Linked DNA regions of Homo sapiens: region 1 is linked to region 2. The links are chromatin loops, found by intact Hi-C in ENCODE. Cell type or tissue: endothelial cell of umbilical vein. All regions are shown on one strand. Each heading gives the region's core, and the rest is flanking DNA. Links, peaks and the distances in the headings are about the cores only.

Evidence for each region. Hi-C counts contacts between places; a loop is a spot of excess contacts. Peaks named below come from ENCODE experiments on the same cell type or tissue, not always from the same donor. Only the 100,000 strongest peaks of a DNase experiment are listed, where the experiment ranks them.
Region 1: a loop joins it to region 2, with 2.2 times the contacts of the local background. A loop is called at or near these places in 15 of 110 quality-filtered maps.

The regions. Positions count from the first base shown.
Region 1 is chr20:8,215,218-8,231,225 of GRCh38, reverse strand. All of the region lies in intron 2 of PLCB1 (phospholipase C beta 1), which reads right to left. Among named protein-coding and RNA genes, the nearest start is that of PLCB1-IT1, 25 kb to the left of the region's middle. In endothelial cell of umbilical vein, for the core only: no CTCF peak of the experiment used is centred there; a DNase peak (open chromatin) is centred at 7,605.
Region 2 is chr20:8,140,668-8,156,675 of GRCh38, reverse strand. PLCB1 (phospholipase C beta 1) reads right to left here. Exons shown (of 32, transcript NM_015192.4): 2 at 6,305-6,382. Among named protein-coding and RNA genes, the nearest start is that of PLCB1, 16 kb to the right of the region's middle. RefSeq lists cis regulatory regions at 1,140-1,153, 1,176-1,187, 1,180-1,193 and enhancers at 1,075-1,219, 1,110-1,254, 1,115-1,259. In endothelial cell of umbilical vein, for the core only: no CTCF peak of the experiment used is centred there; DNase peaks (open chromatin) are centred at 4,335, 5,075, 8,005, 8,985 and 2 weaker places; H3K27ac peaks cover 6,409 bases.

The DNA of each region.
Region 1 (16,008 bases), core at 3,010-11,009, 75 kb before region 2:
GCTGATCTAAATGGAGAGAATAAATCAACAGCAAAAGCATGTGATACATGCATACATAGGCTTCTACCTAAGAAATGAAAGGGGACAATCTAAATTGTGGCAGGGTTGCAGCATGGGATGGTTTCTAGAAAAGCTTTCTGGAGCAGCTGACCATGAGGTAAATTTTGACACAGAGATTAGTTGAAGATTATGGAGAGGTGAATGGAAAGAAGGGAATGGAAAAATAGTGGTCAAGGTAAAGGAACAATGAGGGTGATGGTGCATAGGAACTAAATTACGTAACTCATTGTGTTAGAGACAAGGGCCAACCTGGTGCACCATGGTTTGGGGGCTTGAGAGGTAGGCAGGGGGTAGTTCTGCTAGATGATGAGATCTCTGGATGTTAAACTAGAGTCTAAATCAGCAATGTGCAATCAAACTTCTTGCAGTTAAGAAAATGTTCTGTATCTACACTGTCCAACTCAGTAGCTACCAGCCACATGCGACAAATGAGTACTTGAAATGTGACTGGCGGGCTGGGAAAATAATTTTTGAACTTTAAATGATTTTTAAACTTTAAGTTTAATTGACATTAAACTTAATGTAAATTAAGTTTAATTAGCTGAAATTGAAATAAACACATGTGGCTAATACCTACCACTTTAGATAGAGCTGGTCTTGCAAGCTATGGAAAGATTAGTGGTGGGTACAAATATACAGTTAGATAAAAGGAATAAATTCTAATGTTGGACAGCACAGTAGGATGACTATACCTAACAATGATACATTGTATATATTGTTTATTTCAAAATAGCTAGGAGAGATTTGAAATGTTTCCAACACACACACAAAAAATGATAAATGTTGAAGGTTATGGCTATCCTAAATACCCTGATTTGATTATTACACATTCTAAGCATGTACCAAAAGATCAGGTGTATCCCATAACCACATGTATCCCAAATATGTACACATATTATGTATCAATTTAAAAGGATTAGTAGGATAGTCTGATCAGATTTGGACTTTAGATTGTCCTAGAAACATCCCAGAGTAGGGCTTCTACTTTTAAAGTACATAGGAGTCACCTAAGAAACTTATTGAATTGCACATTCTGTTTCAAGAGGTTTAGGCCTACTTTGTTTTCTGTTTTTCAGATTTCTTTTTTTTTTTTTTTTTTTTTTTTTTTTGCTGCCAAGTCGCAACTCTGTTGCCGAGGCTGAAGTGTGGTGATGTGATCATGGCTCACTGCAGGCTTGAATTCCTGGGCTCAAGTGATACTCCCACCTCAGCCTCCCAGGTAGCTGGGACTACAAGTGTGTGTCCCCATATCTGGCTAAATTATTTTTTTTATTTTATTTTTATTTTATTTTATTTTATTTTATTTTATGAGATGGGCTCTCACCATGTTGCCCAGGCTGGTCTCAAACTCCTGGGCTCAAGCGACCCACCCCCGCCTTGGCCTCCCAAAGTACTGGGATTACAGGTATGAACCACTGCACCCAGCTCAGATTCTTCATTTCTAGCAAGCTCTCATGTGAAGTAAGAACTGCTGGCTCATGGACCACTCTGTAAGTAGCAAGGGTCTACAGCAGTACTGTTCAATAAAACTTTCTGCGATGATGGAAATGTTCCATATCTGTGATGTCCAATATAGTTATCACTAGCCATACATGGCTACTGAATACCTGAAATGTGGCTAATGCAATGGAGGAATTGAATTTTTAATGAATTTAAGTTAAACTAATTGAAATTTAACTTTAAACATCTGCATGTGAGTACTGGCTATAGTATTGGACTGTGGATCTATATCAGTGCTACCTGAATTATGAACCAAGCTGTTTTAAAATCTCACAGGAAGATAAGTACAGAAACTGAGAGTAAATATGGGAACTTACAGAGCAAGTTGAGAGAGCAATTTTAGTCTATTTAAATTAATAATTATTTAAATTTTTAAAATAATGTTTTAAATATTTTTTAATATTTTGCATGCCTGGGTTTTTCTCATTTAATTGTTCTAATAATTCATGTGTATTATGTTTTATAGTAATATTGGACAGCAATGTATTCAGGAAAAAGCCTGCTCTTCTCCAGGAATAGAAAGATAAATACTGCTTGTGCTCATTCACATACGGAAGCTACAAACATTGATCTCTTAGAAGTAGAATAGAACAGTGGCTACTAGAGGGTGAGAAGAGTAGCGGGGAGGGTGCATGGGGGGATTTGTTAAAGGACACAAAATTACAGCTAGATGAAAGGAATGAGTTCTAGTGTTCGACAGCAATGTAGGATGACTGCAGTCAAAAATTGTATATATTTTCAAATATATATAAGACAGGATTTTGAATGTTCCCAACAAAACAAATTGTGAGCTTCTGAGGTGATAGATATGCTAATTACCCTGATTTGATCACTAGACATGTATCAAAACTCACTATGTACCTCATAAATATGTACAATTATTATATGCCAATTAAAAAATTAAAAACTGAAAAACAAGTGGAGAGTTCAGCCTGAGCAACATGAACCTTGTCTCTACAAATAGATAAATAAATAAATACAAAAAAAAATTAGTGGGGCGTGGTGGTGCACATCTGTAATTCCAGTATTCTGTGGGAGGCTGAGGTGAGAGAATCACTTAAGCCAGGGAGGTCAAGGCTGCAGTGAGCTGTGATCATGATCATGCCACTGCACTCCAGCCTGGGTGAAGGACCCAGTCTCAGAAACGAAACAAAACAGAAACCAGAGTTTGAAACACTGACCTGGAGGACAAATGCGGGGGTGGGGATGCACAGAGAAGGCAAGGAGACTTGTCAGGAGGCCATTCCAGCAATCCAGAAGGATAGGTGGATGGCAAGGAACAGAGAGGAAAGTGCAGCTTTGAGGGGAATTAAAAAGATGTGCTCTATAAAGGTTGGTGACTGAGTGGGTGTATGAGATAGTGGGGAGGTGGGTACTTGTATGAATAATCAGTGCTGGCCATTTAACCAAACATCCTCTTGCTGGGGTAAAAATTGTATGGGCCGATTGTTATTCATCTTTATTTTATTATTTTATTTTATCTTATCTTATTTATTTATTTATTTTGAGACAGAGTCTCACTTCTGTCGCCAGGGCTGGAGTGCAATGGCACAATCTCAGCTCACTACAACCTCCCCCACCCAGGTTCAAGCAATTCTCCTGCCTTACCCTCCAGAATTCGACTTTTATTTTTCACACTTTTTAAGTCTCCGAAGTTTGTCATTAGATTTTATGAGGGATAGAACCAACTTATTTAGATATGTTCAAATCATTAGAATATATTTAACTAGAATGATCATTTTCATATATCATTAGATATATTTTTGGATAAAATCTGGGAGTCACTCTTGCTTCATCCATGCATCAATAAGTCATCTCTTTGAGTGGGTTTTCCCAGAAAGTTTGCTAAGCCCATATATTTTATGTGGACTCTTGAGAGCATTAAAATCAGATTGACCATTCCCGAGCTTCAGTCCTAAATTTTTAGATTTGTTTCATTTGAGTCCTATGGGAATTTTTCTTTCTTGATTGCCAACCTGTACATAATGAAATGATATTTTTAAAGCGTGGCTGTTTCAACATTAAGCTAAAAAGCAATTTGTAAAAGTGTGGGTTGGTAGGGGTGAAGACAGAATTGGAGCTTTGCTGTCAGACAAATAAAATGGACTCACTGAGAGGGGAAGTGGCAAGGCATCGAGCAGCTGCCTGTAATCAGTTTTTAATTCAGGGATTGGTTGGCTGGAGTACCTGCTGTGAGGTCAGCAGTATGCTATGTGTTTGGGTGGATTGAGAGGAAACCAGAGGCTTAATTTCTGTGATCAAAAATCTGCCTGGTTGAGTGGAAGACAAATTTTACATACCAAGTGGCAGTGGGAAACAAGCACCTGGAGTTAATGAAATGCTAATGTAGACAGGCAAAGCCGCACCATCCTAAGAGTTTATTTATTGTTTTTGCTTTTCTCTTAAAATTATCTAGAAGCTTCCTCATTCATGACCTAGACTCATTCTGTCCAATATGGTAGCCTCTAGTCCTGCAATGTGGCTGGTCCAAACTAAGGTGTATTGTGAGGGAAAAATACACACTCTGGGATCCAGACTCTGTACCCATTCCTTCCCAAAAAAAGAAGACAAGGAGAATGTAAAATATCTCAATAAATTTTTATATTGATTACATGTTGAAATGATAACATTTCAGATGTTTTAGGCTAAATAAAAATATTTTAAAAATTGGTTTTACTTGGCCGGGCGCGGTGGCTCATGCCTGTAATCCCAGCACTTTGGGAGGCCAAGGAGGGTGGATCATGAGGTCAGGAGTTCAAGACCAGCCTGGCCAAGATGGTGAACCTCTGTCTCTACTAAAAATACAAAAAATTAGCCAGACGCAGTGGCAGGTGCCTGTAATCTCAGCTACTCGGGAGGCTGATGCAGGAGAATCACTGGAACTCAGAGGGTGGAGGTTGCAGTGAGCCGAGATTGCGCCACTGCACTCCAGCCAGGGAGACAGAGTGAGATTTCGTCTCAAAAAAAAAAAAAAATTAGTTTTACTTGCTCCTTTTCATTTCTCTTTAATTTGGCAACTAGACTATTTCACATTACCTGTTAATTTAAAGGAAGTCATTGCGTCAATTCTGGAAGACTGAAACAAGCCATGGAGAAGGAAGTAGGAGGTTATAATATAAAGGAGATAGAGAGGTCCTGGAAACTTCTTCAGGGAAATGCAGAAGATATGAGGAAAGCATCCAACTTTGAATCAATGATTCTAAAATCATTGCTATAGGCCCCCAGCTTCTCCTCATTCATGTCCTCCAAGCTCAACCTTCCTCCTGGCAGTGTGCTCAGTATGACCTGGGCACAGTCAAATGGCAAACGTGAGGGAGGTGACCAGGCAAAGGTGACCTCACAGGGTCCAACACACTACAGCTAGTGGAGAGAAAGCAGCAGGGAGTGCACAAGTACCAAGGGAAGCTGTAGGATTAGTGGACAGAAGTAGGTCTGGGGTTGGGGCCAGAGTTCACAGTGAAAGGTAAGCTTATGGCTCGAAGCAACAGTGAAGATCATCAACAGGGGTGTGAGAATGACCTGCAAAAGACACTTAATTTTCAATAACCACAGAAGACCTGGCTTGACATTAAACAATATAAGAGCCCTCAACCAACCAGTGACAACTGCAAGAACAAGATGGCCCTTACCATGTGCCTAGACACCATCCCGTGATGGAAGAGACAGAGAGGAAAACCCTTGTACAGGTTACAAATAAGAAGGCAGAAACTTAAGGCTGAAAAAGTTTTAAACGTGAAAAGACTGCAAGATATTTAACTGGTAACATCAAATATTTGCTGTGGTCAGCTTAAACAAAGATAAACTTGAAATGAAAAATCATTTAAACAAACACCTAATCGTGTCAGCTGTATTGTTATATCCTTAAAGTCACTGTCCCATCCAACTGGCAAAAGTGAGAACTGAAAGTGAGAACAACCTTGGCTTTCTCTGTTCCTTTCAAGGAATTTTTGTAGGTCTCAGTGATGAATTTCTTCAGATGAGCTGAGCTAAAATTGCCCATTGTGCCTGCCACTTGGCAGGTAAATCAAGAGAGCAAAAATAGCAGAAAGTAGACTCTATAATACCAAAGGTGAAAAAGTCGGTGAAGCTAAAAGTTCACTTTCAAAACACAGAGGGGATTCCAAGTATGCCAAGACACAAGATATCAAGAAACTATAAGATTATCTCGAATTCTAATATTCTAAAATACTATAAGCCTCAACATATTTAATTGGAAAATATGCAAGATGTTTGTTTCTTCACATGAGCCATAAAGAACTCAAAGACTCAGTTTATATAAATGGGACTCTCCCCCAATTTACAATTAGGCATTTAAAATAAGGTATCTTCACACTTCATTCAGACCCTATTGTAAAAAATCCAACTGCAGAAAAAAACAAAACAGAAGAAACAAAACAAAACAAAAAAACCCTTATGACACAATGGAGAAATGCTGATCCAAGATAGGATATTGAAAACATGTAATTACTGTTAAGTTCGTAGATGTGACAAAAAGAATCCTTTTCTTGCTGAGATACTTACTAAAATATTCATGGATGAAATGATAGGATGTTTGGGGAAAATAATCCATTGCCTTGGGGACAGCAGAGAATTAAGACGGTGTTTAGATCAAAGTATTTATGAGTTAAGGATGGTTTTAAAGAAGTGATGGACACATTAGGGTTCACTATACTTTCTCATATTTTGTGTACATTTGAAATTTTCCATAATGAGTGGTTAAAAAATGAATACCACAAGCATAATGAGCTGAAGAAGCCATGATATAAATGAGTACACACTGTGATTCCGTGTATATGAAGTTCAAAACCAGACGAAACTCATCTAATGAGAGGAAGTCAGAATATTCTACCTTGGTGAGGATGGATAGTGAATAGAAAGAACACACGGAGATTCTAGGGGTGGCGTGGTGGGCGGGGGGATGGTGCCAGAAATGTCTTATTTCTTGATCAGGCAATGGTTATGAGGTTGTTCAGTTTGTGAAAATTATTTTGAATTATAAACTTTATGATTTGTTCACTTTTCTGTATCTTTGCTATAATACCATCAAAAAGTTCTTTAAAAATTTTTTTTAAAGCTGATATGCTGCGTGATGATTACATAGGTGTCTATTACTATTAAATTCATTAACATTTATGGTTTATGCATTTTATGTGTGGTGTATACTTCACAAAACAAAAGATTTCAAAATGTAGTCTCAATTGCCTCAACCCAGCAAGATCACTATGAACAGCCTGAAGTTATTAGACTAATAATCTAGACGTTATTAGTCAAAAGCAAAATACTTTAATGTTTAGGTCTTGTCTATTCTCAAAATTCAAAGTACTTATTAAAAACCCTGTGGGTGCTGAACTGTTAACCCTCTAATCCACCCTTAAAGATAGATACGATCATTTTTAATTTATAGAAAAAGAAATGGTGGCTAAGAAGAGCTCAGAAACTTACCCGATGCCACAGAATTAGTAAGCCAGGACTCAAATCCACATCTACCTGGCTCAGAAGCCTCTGTGATTATTTCCATTTTACCACAATGATTTCCAAAACAAGCACCCAACAAATGTGCAAATTAAGTTACATGTTTATTTTACATTAAGCAGACTGCTTGTTTAAAATGTGGTTTCTGTTTTTAACCAAAATAACTCAAAATGAAAACAATTTGAAACTGTATGCAACTTTATAAGCAACTTTGAAAAATTCCCTTAACCTCACACATGCCAAATCTCACTAAAATTTACCTATTAATTCTATCCCTTTTGTGCTTTCTAGTGCATAATTGCTAGACGCCAAGCAAGCACTGTAGGGGTGAGGCCAATTATCCCACTTGAAGTTAAGATATATTTTATTCTGGAAGAATGAGAGTTCTTTGAATCAGGTTGGGGAAATTCATTTTTAAAACTATTAACTATATGCTTCCTTAAAGAAGACGTTTAATCTGCACGCATGTGTTTGAACTGAGTCACTCTTAAGAATGTATGCTCTTTTTGAATTCTACAAGTATTTGGATAGATGTTTACATACCCAAAACACAATCCTTTCCCATGGAATTTAACCAAGATTTTTTGCCCTGGGAAATGAAGAGACCTGGACTTAATTCAACAAAAGCAAATGTGCACAGTAAAACAAGTTTAAGGCTGAATTTCAAAAGTTGAGACACATTACAATCAGTAGTAAGCAGTCATTTTTCTATTTTCTAAGAAAGAAAAAGATTGAGAGAGAGAAAAAAAACTAAAAAGTCAAAGTTGAGACTCTATCAAGTCCTCAGGCTTGATTGTTCAATTTTGATTCCTCCAAAGGGCTGGCTTGCAGGGTATTATCCAATGTGATGGTAAAAATGAGTCTTCAAGTCTTACTCAGGACAGAGTGATCTTACAGACTGTTCTAAATAGAGCTGTGAGACAATATAAATGTTCAAAGAAGGCCTGGGTTTTGGCAGTTTATCTGAAGCACAAATTCCCTGAAAGGGCAAGACTCCTTAGCAGGGCAACTATGGCTTCCATAATAGAAATGCAACCAGGTCCTTATATGGGACATACACAGGAAAGCTTATTGATGCTGTGGCAGAAATAGAATTCCACTTAACAGAGGCACTGCTGCAAGCTACAGTAAAGTTGGAACATTTACCTATCAGTGGAAGTTTGCTTGTTTTAAGTGGACAAAACTGTTCAATTTAGGACAGGCAGTAGACCTATGGACATAGGTAATCACTCATGAGTGAAATGATAATTTAGCTAATCAAATACTATTACCATGACACATTTACAGAAAGGATGACATACACATTTGTTGAATAGCTGTTGTAAAAAAAAACTGTGTAATAAAGGATTGAATTTATTTCACAGAGAAGGCTGATGTAATTAAGGTTGAGAAAGCCAGTTTATTTGCATCTGATTACAATATTGAAGACAAATATTGAACAAAATTATTAAAAATAATGTAAAATAGGGCAACATAAAAAAGTCTAACGGCATGTAATTGGAGTCCCAAAAGAAGAGAAGACAGAGAGTGGGACAAGATATTTGAAGAAATGAACAAAATTTTGCCAAATTTGGTGAAAGACATGAATTTACAGACTGAAGAAACTCAGCAAAAACCAAGTAGAATAAATACAAAGAAATTCATGTTTAGATTCATCATAGTATAAGTGCTGAAAACCAAAAGTAAAGAGAAAATTTTGAAAGCCACTAGAGTAATACAAAATATTACTTAGACATGAACTATGAATTTGAGTGATTAATAACAACAGGCACAATAAGTTGACAAATATCATAAACGTATTGAAACAACTACGTTACCCCAGAATTCTATATCTAGAAAACAATATCATTTAGAAATGAAGGAAAAGTAGAGACATTTTTAAACAGAATAAAATAAAGAGAACTTTTCTCCAGCAGATCTGTACAATGGCAAATGCTAAAGGAAGCTAGGCTGAAGAGAAGTGAAACTCAGAACTTCAGAAATTAATAACAAGCACTGATCGTGGTAAATATGTGAATAAGGTGTTTTTAAAGATGATTTTCCATCTGAATTTCTTTAAAATATATATTAGCATTTGAAGCCAAATTATAAACACTGTCTTGTCAGGTTCAGAAAGTATGTAGGTGTAATTAGCATACAACCACTATGGAACCAAGAAGCATGTAAATGAGCCTCTATGATTGCATGATTTCTATATGATGAGATATAGTATTAAAGCTGTTTTGAAAACATTTACTAAAAGTTCTTGGAAAAATAATGGAAAGTGAAACCTAAATTTCCAGACATTTTGATGTTTTTGCTTCAATTCAGCATAAGTAATTATGCAAAGAGATGTTTGAGGAGTATAGGTAAATGTACAGGGCTATGGAATATGGAGTTTTCAGACCCATTTAAATATTGAAACTCTGTGTAAATTTTAGCTTTGACCTTGAACTTCTCTTCTCTGAATGTTTCTTATATAATACATATTTTGTTAATGCACTTAGGTTGCTATTTGAGATTTTAAACCTAAGGAAGAATTATTTATTGATGGGGGACAGAAGAGCCCAGCCTGAGCTCAGAGAGGACAGTGATAGTGATAGTGTGTGAGAGATGAATCTGACGTGTTCATCTCTCAATTAAACACACTGGCAAAGAGCCAGCCTGGAGCCTTCTCATGATAACTGAGATTTAAAACCTTGCCTTTATTGTGAAACATATAGAATCTGTAAAGAAATTGTAAGGTTCAAGGACTTTTTCAAGCTCCTCACTTTCAATTTCTTGGTTTTATTAAACAGTGCCCAAAAGTTGCAGTTACTTAAAAGATATATAAAAAAAATTGCAATTAGAATGCAAATCAGCCAAGTGAAGTTAATTGACCAGTTTTGGTTATCATCATCATGATGACAAAGGCTAATTCAGATGCTCTGACAAAGAGGTGATCGAGTCCTGAATCAAAATGAAAACCGTCACCTTTCTTTTTTTAAGTTCTTGGCTCACAGTCTTATAAACTAGAGCTATCTGAAATTGAACTATGGTTGCCTCAAGTTATCTAGTCTATAGTAATAATCATTAACATTGAGAAGATATATGTATGCATATATTCAAGCTGCATATAATATTTCATTTAACCTTCAAGTCAACTAATGGACTGGATATGGCTATCATCACTTGGAGTTTACAGGTGGGAAGTGGAAGATTTCCAACTTCCCAGAGTGTTGCCAGTGATGAAACCATAATCTCATCTGTGTCCCAAAGCCAGTACTTTTAAACCTTAGGCTAACTGCTTCTATTTCCATAAAGGTCTGGCCAATTGTACTGATGCCAGGACACGAGGCAAATTTCCAGAAGCATTATTTCACCTCTGATCCTGTCCCTTTCTTCAGAAGAGGAAAAAATAATGAACACTTGTATTAGTTTCCTAGGGCCCCCATAACAAACTGTCACAAACTGGGTGACTTTGAACAACAGACATTTATTCTCTCACAGTTCTGGAAGCTGGAAGTCCAAGCTCAAGTTGTCAGCAGGGCCATGTTCCTTCTCTAGGCTCCAGCGAAGAATCCTTCCTTGCCTCTTCCTAGCTTCTGTGGCTCCTGGCAGTCCTTGGCATTCCCTGGCTTGCAGCTGTATCACCCCAATCTCGGCCTCCGCCATTATATGGCCTTCTTCTCTGTGACTCCCCATGTATCATCTCCTCTTCTTATCAGGATGCCACATAGGATTTTGGGTCCACTCTGATCCAATATAACCTCATCTTAACTAATTTTATCTTCAAAAAATATATTTCTAAATAAGGTAACATTCTGAGGTTCTGGGTGGATGTGAATTTGCAGGGAACACTATTCAACCAACTAAACCCCTAGTGAATGCATCATTTCTCTCTGAATAAGCCCTAATCTGATTCTGTTGTTTTTGTGGAATTTAGTACACCTGTATTTGATTAGCACTTTGTGGATTTCAAATGTTTTTATCTGTCTTCTCTCTTTTGATCTTAAAAATGTTATACATAACCTGGGCATGTGATACCAATCGCAGTTTTTGGATGATGATACCAAGATTTTAAGTCATTTCTCAAACTTCAAAACTCAGTTAAGTGACAGATCAGGAAGTAGAATCTAGAATGTATAACTTTAACTCCATTTACATTCCCAAATCCACCACCCCACAAATAAGGGCTCATTCATTTATCAAAGATGTATTGCATTCTTATTGTATGCCAGGCATTGTTTTAGTTAACAAGAGCACAAAGATATTCAAATTTGACTCCCCACCTGTCAATAGTTTGCAACCCAAAGAAAAAATCACTTATGAAACCCTCACGTTGTTTAAATGGGCCACATGTACTACTTATAAATAATAATATATCAAATGCATCAATGTGAAGAAATAAGTTTTTAACATATAACAATTCAAATTCTTATGTATCCCTCTAATAATGTAACTTTTATTTGTGGGAGAAATGGGTCAAATAACACATTTGTGTGAGCAAGCGAACTTAACTCTAGAATTGTGTGAGTATGTAAATAGATTTGGACATAAATCCGAGCTGTTGGTTTAGGTGTAGTGACTACTCTCTATCAGAAAGACATGAGCTTCTACCTTGTTTACAAAGATTTAAAGAGAACTGTCAGTATCTTACATCAACAAACTAGAGCTTGGCAAGCTAAGACAATGCTAAATCGCTCATGTTACAGTTCCTGCCCATTTAACAAATGCTTTCCTTATGGAGAGCAGTAGTTCCCTTATAGAGAGCATCCCACCTTCTAACAACTATCCAGGCTCTATAACTCTAACTGAAACCTGCCCCAGGGCCTTTGCTTGTAGCAGAAGTTCTCACCCACAGCAGTCCCAACATTGCCACTAACAAATACGTATAAGAAAATAAAATGTATTCATCATGCAATCTGTCTAGCCACTGATACGATTTCTTAAAAGACAATATAATACTCTCATTTAAATATGAAGATGTAAAAGGAAAGCAAGTTATTCTAACAGCATATGCATCTCAATATATTAGTGATTGGTTACAGCTTCACTAGAAAACACAGTGAAGTCTTGAGATGCTTGTACAAATAAGGAGAACCACAATGAGTGTCACACATTGATGGAGGTGCATTACATTGGGATTCAAATGCTAGGATTGGTGTATCAGTGACATTCTGAAATAGTGAGTAACTCTTGGTAATGTTCTTAACAAAACAAAGGAAATCATCCCTCAATTTAGAAGGCAGTCACAGTCCTGGAAATCCAGTGTAGAATAAAACTCTGAAACTTCTAATTCACAGCTCAATAAAACACTGACACACCTACATATAAGGTGGAATTATATGTAGTTCAGATCATTTTAAAATGCCTTTTTTGCATCTGCATAAATATCTGCTAGAATATTTGAAACTTGTGCAGGAATGTGCTGGCCCTTTCCCACCATATTCCCCAATCCATGGAACAACCAAAATGCCCACAAAATTCTGAAATATTTTCTAGGGAGTAGCATTGCCCCTTCCTTGAGACCGACTAATTCATGCTCTCTGTTGCCTTTTACATACTAGATTTTGTCTAAGGGCCTATTTTTATTTGTCAATAGCTATAGAGTGCTTACTATGTGCCAAGACATTTTATAAACACTAACTTATTTAATCTTCAAAATAGCTCTGTGAAGTAGGTATTATTATTACTCCCAGTGTACATTAGAGGTAACTGAGGAATTAAATCACTGGCCCGAAGCCACAGAGCTGGTAAGCGGTGGAAGCTGAAATTTGAACTAGGCAGTCTGGCTCCAGAATCAACGCTTTTCTGTGTACTAATGCTTCTTACTAGTTGGGGAAAAAGAGGCAAGTTTGTTATATGAAAACTGTTAGCTCTACCACTGCCTCACTCTATGACCTATCTGAACTCTGAGCATATGTATTATGCAGGGAAGAGCCAAAGCGCCTTTAGATACTCCCATCTCTAACACTCTCCCAGGGGATAAAACACTGCCCTTTTAGAAACCATACTTGCAAGAGCATTCCCCACCAATGAAAACAGGGAACACATTTGCCTTGTTCACTGCACATGCCCCTAACACATATAATGGATATATAATGAAGAGCATGAATATTATTGCATAGATGAATGAATAAATGTGAACCAAAAATTCAGTTCAATAGTTAGCCCACCTGTCTTAGTCCATGTTGTGGTTGCTATAATAAAATACCACAGACTAGGTAATTTATAATAAACAGAGTTTTGTTTCTTATAGTTCTGGAGGCTGGGAAGTCCAAGATCAAGTGCCTGCATCTGGCAAGGGGCTGCTTGATGCATTATCCCATGATGGAAGGTGGAAGGGCAAAAGAGTGAAACTGGGAGCAAGAACAAGAGAGTAAAGGAGCCAGACTCATCCTTTTAATCAGGAACCCACTTCCGCAATAACTATCCCACTCCTGCAATAATGACATTGATTCATTCATAAGGGCAGAGCATGCATGACCTAATCACCTCTGAAAAGCCATTGTTGCACTGGGAATTAAATTTCCAATGCACATAAACTTTGGAGGACATACTGAAACCATAGCACCATTCCTTTACAACTTTCCTCAAGATCTTCAGCTCTATGCATCATCCTACTGGAAAAATCACACTGCATTTCATACTTTGGTAAGAAGTCCAAGGTCATTGATATCACAGTCTCACAAATTCCTTCCTATCACTTTCATCAGATTATTGAACAGCTACACCTTTCTCTCCACCTGGAAGCCTCTGTGCTGCTCTTCCTCTGTCCTCCCTCCTTCCATCCTCAGGGAGAGATGGGGTACTCCATCTCATCTCTTTTCTTTCTTCTTCATTCAGTCCCTTGGTTTCTTCTTGAGTTTTCTTCTCTGTGAAGTTATCAATCAGCAGATCTTGGCCTTCAACTCTACCATTTCCTGAGGCTCTGACCCCATGGTTTCACTGCACTTATTGCAGAGATCACCTAGGGTTAGAGATCCACTAGCCCTAGAATCTTCATATTTAATGGGGTCTTTACTCAGAACTGTAACACACTTTGGCTTCTGCGTGAAGGTTTCAGATGCTTTTACAAAGGAGATGTGAATAAGGAATAACTGGGGAAATGTCACCTTCAGTAAAGTGGGTTTAAAACAAGGTTTAGGAGAGGTGGACAAAGGCTTCATCACAGTACCCACTCACAGTCAGACTGAAATCATATAGAGAAGGTGAGTGACAAAGCACCTCAGTGGTGAGCCACGCACAAGAGGACACATTTGGGAGAATGTCCCTGGTAAGGGGGAGAATAGGAGGTATCTGCCACTAGTTGTGGCATGTCAAAGAAGTGGGTTGACACCACTATTTTGGTTTTGGTTTGCCCAGGGTTCTGAATGCTCTATAATGAATAGACTTAGAGCTCCATGTACTTGAGTTTCTATATAGGCACCGCAGATGTCAAATATTTTTATGTTCATCTATAGCAAGAGAAATACTCTGAATTTCTCCCTCTTATGCTATATCATTTTTGTGTACTCTTATAAGATATCTTTAAATATGAGGATTTGTGGGGCCTTTTCTCTGACCTTTTTGAGGGGAAGGATCTTCTACTTCCCAGGAAACTACCTTTGGTTGAGTGGACACCATGAGTCACGATCAGGTTTCTATTTCTACTCAACCATACCCACTTTCTATCTTTACTTAGAATCGTATTTTTAAACTCAAATTCATCTCTGAACTCTGCCTCTGTTTTAGAAGTCCTCTTTAAACTGTGGAGACCAAAACAGAACACAACACATTCTACTTTAGCTTTGTGGAAGAGAATTACAGAATTCCAGCATGGTTTCAGATTGAGGTTTGTTTCTAGCTTCAGGAGTGAATATTGCAGCCTTGTACTCAGTCTGAGATCCACAATGACCATAGCATTTGAGCTATGTTTTCCCTATCCTAAAATTTTATATTGCCCAATAGCTTTGCTAAATTCATTCTGTGAATAGAAGTCCATGCACAAAGTATGATGGGTGCTTTCAATTATAAAGACTCCCTAAGTAAAAAACATACAGTTTACATAAAACTTTGCCAAGGACTCCCAAATATGGCAGTTCTTCAACTGTGAGAGCCTTCCAATTTTTCTGAACTCATGTCCCCATGTCCTATAATCATATAAAATGTCAAAAGGATCCTAAAATATCAGCTAATTTTAACAAACTCCTCAACATCATATAAATAGGCTTTTTAAATGAAAAGCATAAAAAGAAAGAAAGCGCAAAACTGAATTACTGAATGATGTGGGTATCATCAAATTAGGGTATCATCCAATTAACTCTGCATAAAGTAGATTTCTCTCTTACGATGTGTGTACTGCTCCCTGCTGTGAATTAAATATATATATAAATATATATACATACATATAAAACTTAAATTATGGCAGATTGTCTAATATTTAGCCCTACTTCAGCACTTTTCAAAGATCTCTAAGGCTGCCTTCTGAGGCTGATTTACTTGTGCAAGTTTTGGATCTGAGCCCAGAACACTTGGTCTGTATAACCAAAACAATACTGATGGTCACGGAGCACCTGATGAACACAAATTTGTCAAGACGTACAAAAACTCTAAATGTTCACAACCTAGCCTTAGCCTCAAACTAGGACTGTTGTGAGAGAATTCCAAACAAATTGCATACTCTCTGGCTGTCGTGCTCCAAGAGGGACGGGGGCTGCGAAATGTCAGCTATTTGAAGGGAAAAAACTGGCCCCCACCACCTTCCAAAAACATACTATGGCTTCTGATTGGCTGCAATTCAAAGCTGTCCTCTGGCTTGCGAGGCGACATGATGTTGCCGTCTCTAATCCCTCAACAGACTACAAAGATGCTCCCCAAGCATCCTAGCTTCAAAGCCTTCCAAGAATCTGTTTGAACTTTTTTTTTTCTCTGTTAGCTACTTAAGTTTTCAGGTTTTTACGGCCTTTTGAGATTAACAAATCGATTCCGAAATTTAAGAAGCAGATACATCTGAGTGGGTGCTTATGGGTTGGC
Region 2 (16,008 bases), core at 3,565-11,564:
TGTGACAAACCACATCTGTCACAGCTTCAAAGCTGGTTTCCTCAACCAGCTTTGGGCTTCCCAAATTAGGACTGTTTTAGGAAAATCAGACTTGGCTTCAAATAAAAGTGTTCACTTAATATGTTCCAATCTCTCTTAACCAAGGAATCATTTTAAAACCCTTCATTTGGGGGCATCTATATTAAGTTGTTAAGCACTATGCATCTGCATTAAGCAGTTCCTAGATAAGGATTCTAGTAAAAGTAGTTTATTTTAGAGGTGGTTTTAGAACACAATCAGGAGTGGAGAAGTGAGACAGGAAGGGAAGGAAGCCCATAAGGGGAACATTTTCAAGCCAGTTGCCACTGTGGGTAACTGGGCTTAATCCCACTAGAGAGTTCTGGGATATAATATAAAGAATGCACCTTTAAGTTATCCCACCCAAGAGGTGAGGGAGCTGTGGTATTTATCCACTGAATCCCATTGGTGAGGGTGAGTGTGAATTGCCAGGAACTTCTGGGCAGCTGCATGGGTAGCAACATGAGTTCTAGTAGCCAGACAAAGCAAAAGAATGCAGGCACTGGCCAGCCACTGGAGCCCGGCTTATGTTCTCAGGAGTGGTGAGGAAGAGGGTGTGGGTATGGCACTGTGTCTGTTTTAGCTATTAATATCATCAATACTGGTGAAGGAAATTCAAGGAAGGTGAAGGAAAGGACTTAGTCCCCAGATGCTGCTGCTTAGTCAACAATGACTGACACACTGCTCCAGGCCAAGGAACAATCCCAGCCCTCACAAAGCAATCCTCACGTGAATTTTGCTGGTTTTTTTCCCAGATAATGTAAGTTATTGTTTCAACTTTTAGAGAAAGCTACCAAATAAAATAAATAGCACTTATCTTCTAAATTTATAACTACATCATTGCATTTAATCACTCAGTGGACTCTTGAATGACCTATCCCATTTACTATACACAAGAAGGGTCAAAGTTGACAATTTTGGGATACCCTAGAGAAGCATATCCCAAAGAGAAAGCCCCACTGCTAAAAATCATTAATGAAATGTGTGGTACCCAGTAGTTCTTTATGGAAGCCAGACTATTTTTAATAGGAAATCACTAGATTTTCTTGTTGACATTTATGATGCATCATTCAAAATATTTTTGAACTCTGGACTCATGCTGAAAAATGTTACTGTGACTTATGTAAATATTTAACTTTTAAACTTTGCTTTTGAACTCTGTAGAAATTTAAGGTTATCATAAGAGAAGACTATCTATGGTTGCCATTAATGGAAACTGAATCATCACTCTGTACAAACATCCAGAATGGTGTCTCATGCAAATTCACAGGGCAGAACAAGATGGCAGATGGCATGAATGGTAGAACCAATCTTTCTTGCCCTAAGTCTCCAGAAATGACTAAATATGCAGGTATAAATTTAAATCTCTAATATAGGATCACGGGTAAACAAAAAGAATTACAATTTTGAACCACAAAGTAAGAAAGGCAGAAAATAAATGAGATAAGAATGAAGTAGGAAATCAGAACCCAGCAGTCCACAGGCATTAAAACATAACAGATCTTTGGGCCATCCAAACCAGGTAGTGAAATGTCAGCTCTACGAGTGATATGAAGAAATTGAAGTTAGAGCTCCACCTTACACCAGTCCTCATAATACATTACATATGGATTAAAAACCTAGATTAATAACGGTGATGAGAAGGAATCAGAAATATCTTAAAGGAAGCAAAAAGTGGGGAGGTAGTTGGAATGTAACTACATGAAAACTTAAAGCTTCAAGTCATCTTTTGTTACCCATAAATTAGATGTTAAGAAAGTCAAAGACAAACCACAGACAGGAAGAGTGTAATTGCAACATTTATAACAGCTAAAGGAGTACATCTAGAATACACAGAGAACTGTCCACACAAGGGCAAGAGATATAAATAGGCAATCCATGTAAGGAAAAACTGAAATGATCAATAAATGTATGATAATATACACAGTTTACTAGCAAATCAGGCAACGACAGATTAAAACAAGGTGATATAACAGTTGCATCAGTTAGGCAAAAATTAAAATATTTCCTATTACTGTTGGTTGGGCTTAAGAAAACAGTTCCACTCATATAAGACAGGTAGGGTTATAAAATGGTACAGCCATTCATTATAATTTAGGATAGGTATAGCCTTAAATCAGCAATCGCACTTCTGAGCATTTACCTTAGGGAATCCCTGACCCATATTCCCAGAGAGGGCTACACACAGCTGACTATTACTCCATATTATAGGATTCTTTGTAACCCCAAATTAGAGACAAACACCAAGAATCCACCAGTGAGAACTTCTGTATTCTTAAATAAAATGTGGTAATCAATTGTTTAACATACGATAGAGCAATATGAAAGAATGTGATACATACACATGTACTAACATGAAAAATTCCCTAAGATAGGCCAATTTAACGGAATGATATAGACACACATGTACTAACTTGAAAAGTTCTCTGAGACACACTATATGGTAAAAAGGAAATTGTAGAATGGTTAATATGATGTGACTTAGTATAAAAATGGACATAAGCAAAACAAAATGAAATATTTCCATAGTTACACATGCACAAATTTATTTAAAAGAGACCTAGGAAGAAACCATGAAGCTATTACTATTAGTTGACTCTGAATAGAGAACTAGGATTGGAGTCAATGGGAGAGTGCAGTTTAAAGATAGTTACATTGCTTTACTATTTTACAGATAAAAAGATATTTGTATATTATCCACAATATTAAAAACAAATAAAATTTGTAACAAAAAAGAAAGTAATGGGAGTTCTTCATGCAAACCGTGTGTTCTTCCTCCCATTCCTTTTCAAATTTAATGATGTGTTCCTTTTCCCTTCCCCCAAGCTCCAGTTTTATGAAGACAAGGAAGGGTTTACTGAACTATATTGAACTTCTTGGATCTGAACTAGTGGTGACTAGTTTTATTTTTACACCAACCTTGGCACAGAAGCAGGGCATCAGGTTGCAAGGCAAAGGTCTAATTTTTTTCATATTCTAGCAGGATAGGTTTTGGTTAGCTCTTTAACATTGACACTTTTTTCTTCTTTAGCCTTTCTTTCAAAACCGGTGGAGCAGATTCTTATAGTTCACATGGTTTTCACAGCTAACACTTCCTGTGTTGGTTTCTAGTGTTCACATGGCACGGATCCAAAGAAAAGTTATAGCCTAATGTAGGCCACCTCTCAAGTACTCAGGCTGTGCAGGACTCCCTTCTCACCCATGACTTACAGATAAATTCATCCTCTTCACATCACCTACACTTACACAAGAAAAACCACTCTGCTTAAAATAGTCATATTCAGAAACTCATTTTTGCTCATTTTATTCAATAAGATTTACAGAGCCAACAATACAGTGAAAAGAATTATTAAAATAAGTCCAGAGCTGGTACAAAGCATGAACATTTATCCCTAAAAATGATATTCATATTTATCTGCTTCCACCAACTCCAAACATCCTGTCAGTGTTTCACTAAAGCACATTTCTGCTACCTAAAAATGACTCGCTAGCTTTAGTTTTTAATTCCTAAATTCATCATCTGTGCTGTCTTCTTTGTCACCTATCATTTCTGTGGTGACAAATCAAAGGAGGGGTTTTGGAAGGTAGCATGTCATTGTCTACAGAGGGGAAAGCCAGTGGCTTGAAATAAGTGGCTCTGATACAAGATCTGATGTAGCCATGACAAGAGACGGACATGCATAGAACATCATAAAATGTGGCCATTTACCTCCAATGCTATAAAAAAGAAAAATAAAAAACACTTGTAAAATCCCCTCTGCTAGGGATTTCTGCTCACCTCTGAGCAGACTAGGCCTCAGATGATTGCTAATCCAAGTGCTTTGGTATAAGCTTCGTGGACCAAAGAGGGAATATATTGGAAGAAGCCCAAAGGAAGAAGAGAGGCATATTACAATAAATACCAATGCAAGCTTCCCAACCAATGGAAAACACAGTGTATAAAATCAAGGGATAAACTTAAAGGTATCACATTTTTTTTTTGTTTTCTGAGAGATTATCTCTATGGTACATGTGGCAGATTCCTAAAACTAATTGCCAGATAAAAAATATTTTTTAAAAAGTGGCCCTCTAAGTAGCATCATGAATGTACCATTCATTCATGTACCTTCAAATGATCTTATGCAAAAAAATCCCCACTAAAAGCTTGGCATGCCATCTTTTATTTGCATGCACCATTTCTTCTAGCACACATTTACTCTAATTCATCACTTGGAGTCGTCCATCTCCTAAAAGTGGATGAATCACTCTTACTGGTTCCAGGGCTGGGCTTCAAGCCAGAAAGAAAATGACAAACTTGAAAGCATGGTAAGTTTAATTTTTTTTTCTTAAATCCTCTCATCTTTTGGATTCTAAGATATATGATCACTAAGAAATGAGCCTCCAAATTCTGATAAATGACTGAGAGATGACTTTGGCATTTAGAAAGTGAAAAGTAAAATTTACTATTTCTATCTCTTGGCTAGAACTGTAAGAGTAATATCCATGAAAAGAAAAGCAATAACATGATAAAAGGAATTGCTACCACATTATCTGTTTCGCTTGGTCATAAACAGCATTGCAACCAAGATTTAAAAGTTTGTGTAAAAAATGAAAACAAATTTTCCTACCTTTGAAAATAAGCATGGGTCAAAATACTGGGTTCACAACAGAAATGCAACAAAGAGCCTTTGGTCCTAAACCCTTTTTCTTTATTAAGGAAATAAATATTGATGATTGGTCTAGAGGGGAGCTTAACTGAGTTGCCATGAATTATTTAAAAATCCCAGAATATCTTCTGTTGCTTTTATAGAAGCTTGATCTACAAGTTGAAAAATCAAACTGACAGTTTGGTCTCTCGTACAAATACCCAACGTTTAGAAATGCTCTAGGCATTATAAGTACATCGTTCATGAATATAGTTTCAACAGTTCTAAAAATATCCTTTAGGAGAAGAAAAAAACACCCAAAAAACAAAACCTCTTGCAAGCCATTGTTTTACACATAACAGCAGGAAACCAAACAGAATGTCTAAGCCAAAGCGATTAACACACCCAATAATAAATGTGAGCGTTAAGTAGGAAATCTTACTCATACAATTTTTGACATTAGCGTAGGGTCTGTGGTTTACCTCCACTTCTACAGCCACACATGGTTCCAGGGCACACTGATTTAGAGTCTAATTCCAGGACAACAAGACTGAAATTCACCTTTTGAATGATGTGTAAACAGGCTCATTCAGGAGTGGCCCTGGGACCAGACACAGGTATAATTGAGCTTGCCTCAGAGACAGAAGGCAAAGCTGACAGGCAACTCCAGGAACTTTGGATATAAGAAACTAATGTAGAGTTTTGAAAGAGCTAACAATTTGTTCCTCCTTCATCCGTAACTGTGGAGGTTCCAGCTGTTTTAATGGTATACTATTACTATTCTATTGTTTTCAGTATGTATTTAGCATTCTCAGTAAACCCTATCCCATTTCTCCATATATCAAAACTTAGAGAACAAAAACATTCTATATTCTGTGGCCTCTGAGGTTCAAGTGTAGGACTGTGGCAACGATGCTTGAAATAATAACCACTTTCCATGAGTGTTCTCATCTAACTGCCCATTAAACTCCAAATAAATCTTATGATCAGCAGATATTCTACTTTTTAATAATTCAGTACAGAATCATCAATTGGCTTCATAACAAATGAGATAATAAATTCATGCTATTGTGGGCAGAAAGCTAATTTAGTAAGAAATTCCTGACAACTGAAGGAATAGGCTAAAGGAATTTTATTCTTGGTTTTCTGACATCAACAAATTATCAGGGCCAAATTCCTGCTGATTCTGAGAGAGTCCTTAATGAACAGCACAGGGGAAAAGAGAGAGAAAGAAAAGCCAAGGGGTAAGGCTATTGGGTCAAAAGTTATTTTCTCATCATTTTTCTTCATCCTTTATGGGTGGGGACTTAAATCAGTAACGCTGACTAATTATGTGCTACACCAAATGTAATTCAAATTTCCCTGTTCTTATCCTAACACATAATATAAACAGAACCAAAAATACCAATTGCTCTAGAATTTAGCAAATCTAATATTTCAAACTAGTGACTTTGAAACGTCCTAAGTCCTAAGAATACCTTAGATATTCTTTAAAAGTAGAACCTTTAAATAAACTGCAAAAGATCTGTGAAATGGATGTTCTTCTATAGATAAGATACATAAATACTTTTCAAAGTAGTAAACGACTGAAAAATGTAAGAAAGGCATACCTCATTTCTTACCTTGTTTTGATCTGTCCAGTAAAAGAAAAATCCCTGAGGGTCAGTCCTCAAAATAATTGGAGTAACAATAGTTGAGTCCTAGAAATGTAAGAAGAAACATGAATATCAACATATATCACTGTAGAAAAATCTATCCAGGAGTTATTTAAGAAGTAATAATTGTACAGATTCTCCAAAGTAGTCAATTATTAAGAAAAATTTCAAAAGAAATTAGACATGGCATTTTTAACTTCATGGAATTATCCATTATGTAACTGAGGTTCTTTCCTAATAATCAGAAGACTTATACATAACTTGTAAAGGAAAAAGCATTATGATTTATTGATTAAGGTATGTTTTCTATTAAAAATCTATATTTAGCTTTTCAAATAATTTTAACACTAAACATCATTACTTATTTTTATGATTAATATTAACTAAAATCCATGCTTAAGAATAGTATTTTAAATTACATTTGTTCCATAAAATGATTTTTAATTGTAATAGAGTAAAACATAGTATTTGAGCATCACTGTTTCCAAGGTAACAGTAAATAAGGCCATCTTCTACATATTCAGAAAGATATATACAAACTTGTTGCAAATTTCAATTTTACATGCTAAAATAAAACATCATAGGTAAATAGTCTTCTGAGTTTAAAGCATGCATAGTATAAAGCAAAACTTGGATACATTGTAATTATAATATTAAACATTTCTAAAATATGTGTTCTTTTCTCTTAGCAATTTTCAGAAAGACATACCATCTGCACAAGAAAATACATGCCACTGGATATGGATTTTTATACTGAAACACTCAGGCCTTTGCAGGAATTGCATTTTTTAGAGAGACATAAATTGCCAGTTTTTTCAATTTTTTCATACACATAACCATAGTGTGTCATATCATCTAGCTTATTAAAAGAACTTGTAATGAAAATTAGAACTTGCAGAGATAATTTTGGCATTTGGGACTTTTTTCTTCCTAATGGGCAGAGCAGTATGAATGATTTTAATCTACATATTAAGTTTTATTGTAAGAGCCTGGTTCTGGAAAATGTTCTCTGGGTTCAAATTCCTGCCTGTCCCATCTCAGTGCATAGCTTTACACAACTGAAAAAAGAAGGGAATAATCATAATACCTAACTCAGAAGGTTGCTGTGAGAAATAGCTAGGATAATTTGGGGTAAAGCATCTGGGCATGTTTGCCACATAAAAATGTTCATTATTATTATAGTGGATTATAATTAAAAACAGATGTATCAAAATACTAAATGTAAGTTTATCAGGATATTCTGTGTTACTGCAGTAAAATATACAGAACATAACATTTACTCTTTTCTAATATGCCTTTCAGTGGTATTACATGCATTCACCTTGCTGTGCTGCCATCAGCACCATCCATCTTTAGAACTTTAAATCTTCCCAAATTGAAATGCCACATGCATTAAACACTAACTCCTCATTCCCTCTTGCCCCTATAACCTGGCAACCACCAGTCTTACTCTCTGTATCCATGAATTTGACTACTCCAGGTAATTAAATAATTGGAGTATTCTAAGTAGTTATATAAGTAAAATTGTATAATATTTGTCCTTTTGTGTTTGGCTTATTTTATTTGGCATAAAGTCCTAAAACTTCATTCATGGAGCATGTGTCATATCTCCTTCCTGTTTAAAGCTGAATAATGTTCCATTTATGTATATGCCATGTCTTGTTTATCCATTCATCCACTGATGAATATCTAGGTTGTTTCCACCTTTTGGCTATTGTGAATAATGCTGTTATGAACATAGGGGCACAAATATCTATCTGAGTCCTTGGTTTCAGTATATACCCAGAAGTGGAATTACTGGATCATATGATAGTACTATGTTTCATTTTTTGAGGAACTGCCATTCTGTTTTATGCTGATATTCCATATATACATCCTTAACATGCAGTTTGAAAAATATCTTTTACAAGGACCGTGCTGTTGCAAGGAACTTCAGCTAGAATTTTAAAATTTCCCAATTACTTCTAAATGTCAAAAAAAGACATTTGGAAATAAACGATATTATAATGAAAGACTAATTTTTAAAATAGTTTAGGCTTCTTTCATGAGATTGCATGCATAACAGCTCACACCAATGTTTCCAATAAATCATAGCAATATTTTCAGTCCTGTTTTGTTACTTCTAGAAGTTGCCAAAATAAAAGTTTTGACAGGCTGCACACAGCACACATTCCCACTTCTAGAGGACTTTAGAATAAACTGTAGGTGTAACTTATCTTTTTCAGGTCAGTTTCTTTTCTTATCAGAGCATCTGACAAAATTCTAATCAAAATCTTGGTGGCGATTCCCTGCAAGGATCCCATACAATCAAATATTTAAGTGAGCAGAATAAAACTTCTAAAGGAGGCTGAGGCAGGAGAATGGCATGAACCCGGGAGGCAGAGCTTGCAGTGAGCTGAGATCGCACCACTGCACTCCAGCCTGGGTGACAGAGCGAGACGCCGTCTCAAAAAAAAAAAAAAAAAACTTTTCAAAATTTATATTTAGGAACACTGTTCTATGCTGCCTAGTTTGTTTCAGATACTTCCATTTCTAGCTTATTCCTTCCCCTCCTTCAAAATTAACCCTTCTTTGTTCAATGTTTTCTTGACCCCACTCTTCCGGCCACAGTTCCTCTGTTAAGTGATCATTTATCTCGGCTCCCTGCCCGCTTCCTTCATAATCACCTCTAACATTCCAAGATCAGCTGGAACTTGGCATTCTTGCCATGCAAAGTAGGATCTGACCCAGAAATATATGAATGTCTATTTTCAATTCCACCTGCTTGTTTTCCCACCTCCCACATAGCTGCTAGTATCTATATTCTCCCCATACCAAAGTAGCCACTCAACCCAGATCCCAAATATTCTTAATTGTCAGAACATATACCCAGGTTTGAAACTTGAAATATATGACCATCCTTCATTGACAAAGGAGCTGCAGATGGGTTGCGACTCTTGGGACCTTTGACTGTAGAATGATGAAGACAGCTCTCAGATGGTCTATATTTTAATCCTTTACCTCTCCATCAACATCTATAACATGTGTGTATTTCATAAGATTGTGGTTTTTAAACTTGCCTATGCATCAAGTTCACTGAGAGATCTTGTAAAAACACAGATTGCTGGGCTCTTTCTCCAGAGTCCCTCATTTAGTAGCTCTGGGACGGAGTCTGAAAATCTGGACTTCTAAGAAGCTCATGGTGATGCTGATGCTGTTGGTCCAGGGGCCACACTTACAAAACCACGGATGTAGGCCTACAATAGGTGAGGCTTTGGGTCAGGAATAGGATGATGTTTACCTCCAAGAACACCTGTGACCTTAGAATGCAGGCAAACCATATCTTGTGAGTATATTGCTTCTAAGAATTCAACTCTAATTTACTTAAAGTTGTATTTTTTCTGATAAATGTTTGTCTGTAAAAAAGAAAACCAATAAACATACTTGTCTTAAGTTAGTAATAGCAGATAATGTTCAGTAAATTTCTACTTGCTGCTCTTTATTTGATATAATACGTTTTACTGTCATTCCTATATCATAAATAGTGAAGATTAATATAGTAATTAAGAAGATGTTATTTAGTAATTTACATGAATCTCTAAAGAGTCTTTAAGCCAAATCAAAAACAATCAAGGGGCAAAGCAAAAGACCTTAACAAAACCTCGAAATCCTGAAGAATGAGAAACAATTCAGCAAGAAAAAAAAGAGTCACTGGAATCAACATTAACATTACAATGATTTGCTCATCAATGCACTGATATAAGTCAATAATAAATACTAAAGAAACTGAGACGAAATGACAAAGGCACCACTAATCCAAACTCACTTCTAATACCAGTATACCTTTTTATAAAAATCCCTGACTGAATAGTAACTGATACATTCTCAACATTTGCTCTGAGCCAATCACTGTGGTGAACTTCACGTGGCTTTTCTCCTTTAATACTTACAATAACTTAAGAGGTAGACACTATTATTATTCCCATTTTACAGATACCTAGACCAAGGCTTGGGCTAAGTGACTTCCTCAAGGAAAGCCAGTTAAGCTGGTATGGGAAGCACTGGAAATTAAACCTTCAAGTACGCACTCTATAACAGTGCTTCTCAACTTTTTCCATTATTGCCCTGCAAGGGAGGCTTTTTAGGTTTTTATTTTTCTAATCATCCCCCATGACACTTCAATATTGCAGATAGGCTGAATATCTGTTTATATGCTGTATGTATAACTGTGCCTTATACCAAAAAAAAAAAAAACAAAAAAAACAAAAACAGTAAGAAGATTTCTTTTGTTCCCCAAAACCACTTTTCGTTTCCTTGGAAGCGACATGGCCCCTGTTGAGAATGGATGCCCTATACTGGTGCTGTCCAGTACAGGAGCTGCTGTGGCTCCCTTGTGACTACTGAGCACTTGAAATGCGACTGCTGAGACTAAGATGTGCTGCAAGATTTCAAAGACTAAGAATGGAAACAGGAATAGAAAATAGCTCACTAATGATTTCTGACATTGATTACATGTCAAAATGCCTACAGTGGATTAAATTAAATATAGTATTCGTATTAATTCCATCTGTTTCTTTTTTACTTGTTTTAATGAGGCTACTAGAACATTTACAAGTGTCCTGTGTGGCTCACGCTATATTTCTGTTAGGCAGGGCAACTCCAAACCTTCACAGGGACACTCTTTAACAGGGAGATTTCTCACAAAGCAATCTCAGTGCTCTTGTCACACAATTCCAGCAAGGCAGTTTATGGTTTTATCCACATATGCAGCTACCATTTAATTTTTAACATTTAAATAGTACAAAATAAATCTAACTTCTTCTCTAAGTGTCAGTTCTTCAATATCTAACTAGAGCTGTCATGTTGCTACCCTCTGAGCTACGCTTTACCAGGCGGAGGTATGTCACCAGGTTTATCGTGGCCTCCTCCCCAACAACTCACATGTTGAAGTCCTAATCCCCAGTACCTCAAAGTGTGATCTTATTTAGAGATAGGGTCTTTACAGATATGATTAAGTTAAAAGGAGGCCTTAGAGTGGGCCCTAATCCAGTATGACTGGTGTCCTTATAAGAAGAGAACATCTGGACACAGGCATGTACAGAAGGAAAATGATGTGAAGATGCAGGGAGAAGCAGGCCATCTACCAGCCAAGACGAGAGGCCTGGCACACATCCTTCCCTCACGGCCCTCAGCAGGAAGCAACCCTGCTGACACCTTTATCTCCCACTTCCTCCCAAACTGTGAGAAAATAAATTTCCGTTGTGTAATCCACCCAGGCTATGGTCCTTTGCTATGGAAGTCTTAGTAAACTACTACAAAGCATAACCCTAAACCTCAAGGCTCATGTCAAGGGCCAGTCCACAGACCCATGGCACATTCCTCAGCACCACTGTCAGAAAGTCTCCTGGCCAAGGTTGACCACAATTCTCACTCCACAGCGATTCTCATGTTTTTATGGTATTACAAGAGAACACACATGAATAGAGGCATGCACGTCTAAACTAATCGATACCACAGAGTCAACAGGAAAAGTAACAAGCGATGTTCCACAGGGATTGCCCAAGACTTGCATCAGGAAGCAGCAGGGCCAAATACAGCAAATAGAGACACTGGGGGGAAAACAGCTATGCAACGGGCAAAGAGTTCTAAGGGTCACAGAAAATCAGATGTGATGCTTGTCAAACTAAACATGAGCAATACAGCCCTGACTATGAAATGAAAACATTATAAACGTAGTCTTGGATGCCAGGTGAGGAATTAAGATCATTGGAGTAAAACATCCACGTGTATCAGCATTGATGAGACTTTTCCTCCAGGAGTGTCTCTACTCTGAAATTTCCCAAAATAAAGAAAAGCAGAAGAGATGAAGAAGGTCCAGAGTAGAGGGTGCAAAACAGTGGAGAGAAGCAATGTGAAGATACTGGCTTCCTACAGAACAAGCAGAAAAATCCCTTTTAACACAATGTAGGGAAATGTTGGAAGAATTGTTCTTCAAGTGTCGTGCAAGATCCTTCAGATAATCCACGAGAGAACCAAATTAAAGCCCAGATCCCAAATCAACCGAGGTGCTCCTGGCTTAGTGGGGGCATCAGATGAGAAAAACCAATAATTTCAGTAACATATAGCTCTGGTGGGTATGCAGTGGCACCTCAATGTGTTTTTTAATTTGCATTTCTCCAATGACTAATGATGTTAAACATCTTTTCATGTACTTATTGGCCTTTGGGGTGGCGGGGAGGGCAGTGAACTGGCCGGATACTTTTAAAAGCATAGTATATCATTTATCATTTTCATCAGTGGTTCTCAACTGGGAGCAATTTTGCACCCCAGGGGACTTTTGGCTATGTCTGGAGACAATTTTGGTTGTCACTACTGGGAGGCTTTGCAACTGACACCCAGTATCTAGAGCGAGGGATACTGCTAAATATCGTATAATACACAGGCCAGACTCCACAACAAAAAACTACTGGGACCAAATGTCAATGGTGCCAGGGTTGAAAACATGGTTTTAATGGTTTCTGGTTGACTTTATACGTCTAAAATCCTGCAAGGACCTACGCAGTATATATGCAGGCCCTTGCCATCCAACCACATTATCTGAGCCACACTCTCCTGTGCTAATTCTGCTTCTCTCCTTCAAAATCTTGTGTTCCTTGGCTCTTTGGAATACCCACACCTGCTGTTCCCTCCACCTGACACATTCTTCTACTCATGCTGGCCTAAATCCCACTTGTCATAAATAGAATTTTCCAGGGAAACCTTCCATGCTTCCTATACTCACTTGTACTTTTTTTCCTTCATAGCAGTTATAATGAAAATAATTGTACCTCTATTTGCTTAGCATCTGTCTCCGCAATAAGGGCAGGCATGAAATCATTAATCATCATCAATCCACAACACTAGCACAATGCTTAAAAGAGACATCAGTACATTTTTAAAGTATGACTGGTGAATGAATGGATGAAGGGGTGGAAGGTACTGCAGCAAATAAAAACAAGGAAGATTCTGAAAAACATCAGTTGGGGTTGCTGGGAGCCATGTTGCCCACAGCCATGATAAAGAAATTTCAAAGTAGTGGTGAGGGCAGAAAAAGACTTTGGAAGGCTGAGAAGAAGTAGGTAGGAGGTAAGGACAGGGAGACAGTGACTATAAGTTACACTTGCATAGTAGAGGGAAGGAGATGAAGAAGAAGACGGTAACTAAAGGAGGAAAAGGGACTGGGGAACATTGTGTTGGTTTTGAGGTTGGGATTTTTACTAGTAAAGGCATATTGCTATGTTCTTAGGAAAGCTTCAACTGAGGGGAAACTCATATAGACACTGTTAAAAGAAAGGGGAGTGGTGTCAGATAATAATGAAGTCAGGATTCAGAGATGCCAGGAAGGTCGAGCTCCAAAATATAAATGCAGAAGGTGAGGTATTTCTCAGGGGCAGGAGGGCAGCTGGAATAATGGAGGTGGCCCAAGTACATTAAACGAGGAGTGGAGAAAGGAGGAAATTAAAAGCATTGTTCCAGGGACTTCCATTGCCTCTGTACACAAAGAATAGTGTAGGTGGAAGTTCATTATAAATCAGATTTAGAACTATGTCTTGTTACTTTTCTCACTTTAGCAATAAAGCACAAGTATTCTTTTTTCTCTTTGTGAATCATTATCGTGATAGGATGTTTTCACAACCATGCATCTTTTGTTCTGTCACTCCCAACGCTTCTGAATTTCTTTAAGGGCTTTTCATTGCAATATTTGGGTGTATGGGTGAGCATATTTTTCAGAAAATAGGAACTAATGGTAAAATTTAGAATATGAGAAATAAATACATTAAGCATCATCACCTTCAACCAATATTGAATTGCAGTGTAGTATACACTCAATCTTAAGACATATTTGGACCTTAAATGAAATCAGCACTGTAACAGCAGTGAGCTCTGCATTGCCAATAAATAGTTTCCTTCTCAAACACACATGGAGAAATCCCATTTAAGAAGGTCACAGAGTCCCTTAGGACCCTAGGAGATTTCAGATGGAATGGAAGGACAAGGAGCAAGGTGTTCCAACCAATGTAACACAACACCTCAAAGGTCACGAAGGTCTCATAGGAGCATGACTGCCCTCCAGGTCTGCCTCAAGGCTGCACACTCCCCTGTGTGAACCCACTGTGAGCCAGACAAACACCAGACAGTTCCTTCATTCCACAAATATCCCCTGAGCATCAGCACCTCCCAGTGCCAGGCCTATGCTCTCCCCTAGGGAAAAAAATAATAATGATAATTATAAAGCTATAGCCCTCCAGAAGTCCTGCTCTAGTTGTAATATAAACAAGGCCTATCTACCTCCCTGCACAAGTAATATAGATCTGGCCTCTCAGTTGACACTGTCTTGCATTCTGCATCGTGCTTGAGAGCAGGCAACTCACCCTCTACATTTCCTTCATGTCTACCATATTCTTGTTCTTCCATGGTCCATGATTTCTATGAGAGGCCATGGGACAAGCCTAAATAGGAATCAGCAAAAGACAACATTTACACGTATGTCGAGAAGAAGAAAAGGTGGAGTAACAGATATAAAGAGTCTTGCTGAATGCAGAAATGTCACTTACTCGACAATGAAAAAAAGACCTTTAACACCATACCTGAATACCTGTCTTTCCACATGCATGTTTCCACGCTGACTGACTGATGTAGAATATCTTTAAAGACTATAGAGCATACATTGCCCCCTCCTTTTTTTTTTTTTTTTTTTCGGAGTATCGCTCTGTCGCCCAGGCTGGAATGCAGTGGCGCGATCTTGGCTCACTGAAACCTCTGCCTGCCTCCTGGGTTTAAGTGATTCTTCTGCCTCAGCCTCTCGAGTGGTCGGGATTACAGGTGTGCACCACCACACCCAGCTAATTTTTGTATTCTAGTAGAGACGGGGTTTCATCATATTGGCCAGGCTGGTCTTGAACTCCTGACCTCAAGTGATCCACCTGCCTTGGCTTCCCAATATGCTGGGATTACAGGCGTGAGCCACTGCGGCTGGCCTGCCCTTTTTGTCTCAAAGCAGCAATGAGGTTTTCCAATGCTCACACATCTTGCACAGTGTAGACAAAAACGGACTGTACATACACCATGAAAAAGAGCTATTTTGAAGACAATAGCTCAAAAACTGAGTTTGCAGGGATCTAAGCTTCATATGTATGAATCCTAAAAATAACAGAGATTCTTTGGAAAAGTCTATCAATCTCTTCAAACTTGTATTCATTTAGACTCTATTAAAAGCTTTTTGTTGGCCACGTTCGGTGGCTCACATCTATAATCCCAGCACTTTGGGAGGCTGAGGCGGGTGGATCATGACATCAGGAGTTTGAGACCAGCCTGACCAACATGGAGAAACCCTATCTCTACTAAAACTACAAAATTAGCTGTGCGTGGTGGCACAAGCCTGTAATCTCAGCTACTCAGGAGGCTGAGGCAGGAAAATCGCTTGAACCGGGGAGGCAGAGGTTGCGGTGAGCCGAGATTGCGCCATTGCACTCCAGCCTGGGCAAAAAGAGCAAAACTCCGTCTAAAAAAAAAAATAAAAAAATAAAAAGTTTTTTGTTGTTGTTGTTGTTACTAAAAGGACCCTGTTCGGGGACATCATGGTAGACTGGAAAGGACACTGAATTTGGCCAGAAGACGTAGTTTTAAATTCCTATTCCAGATCTACTTAGTTA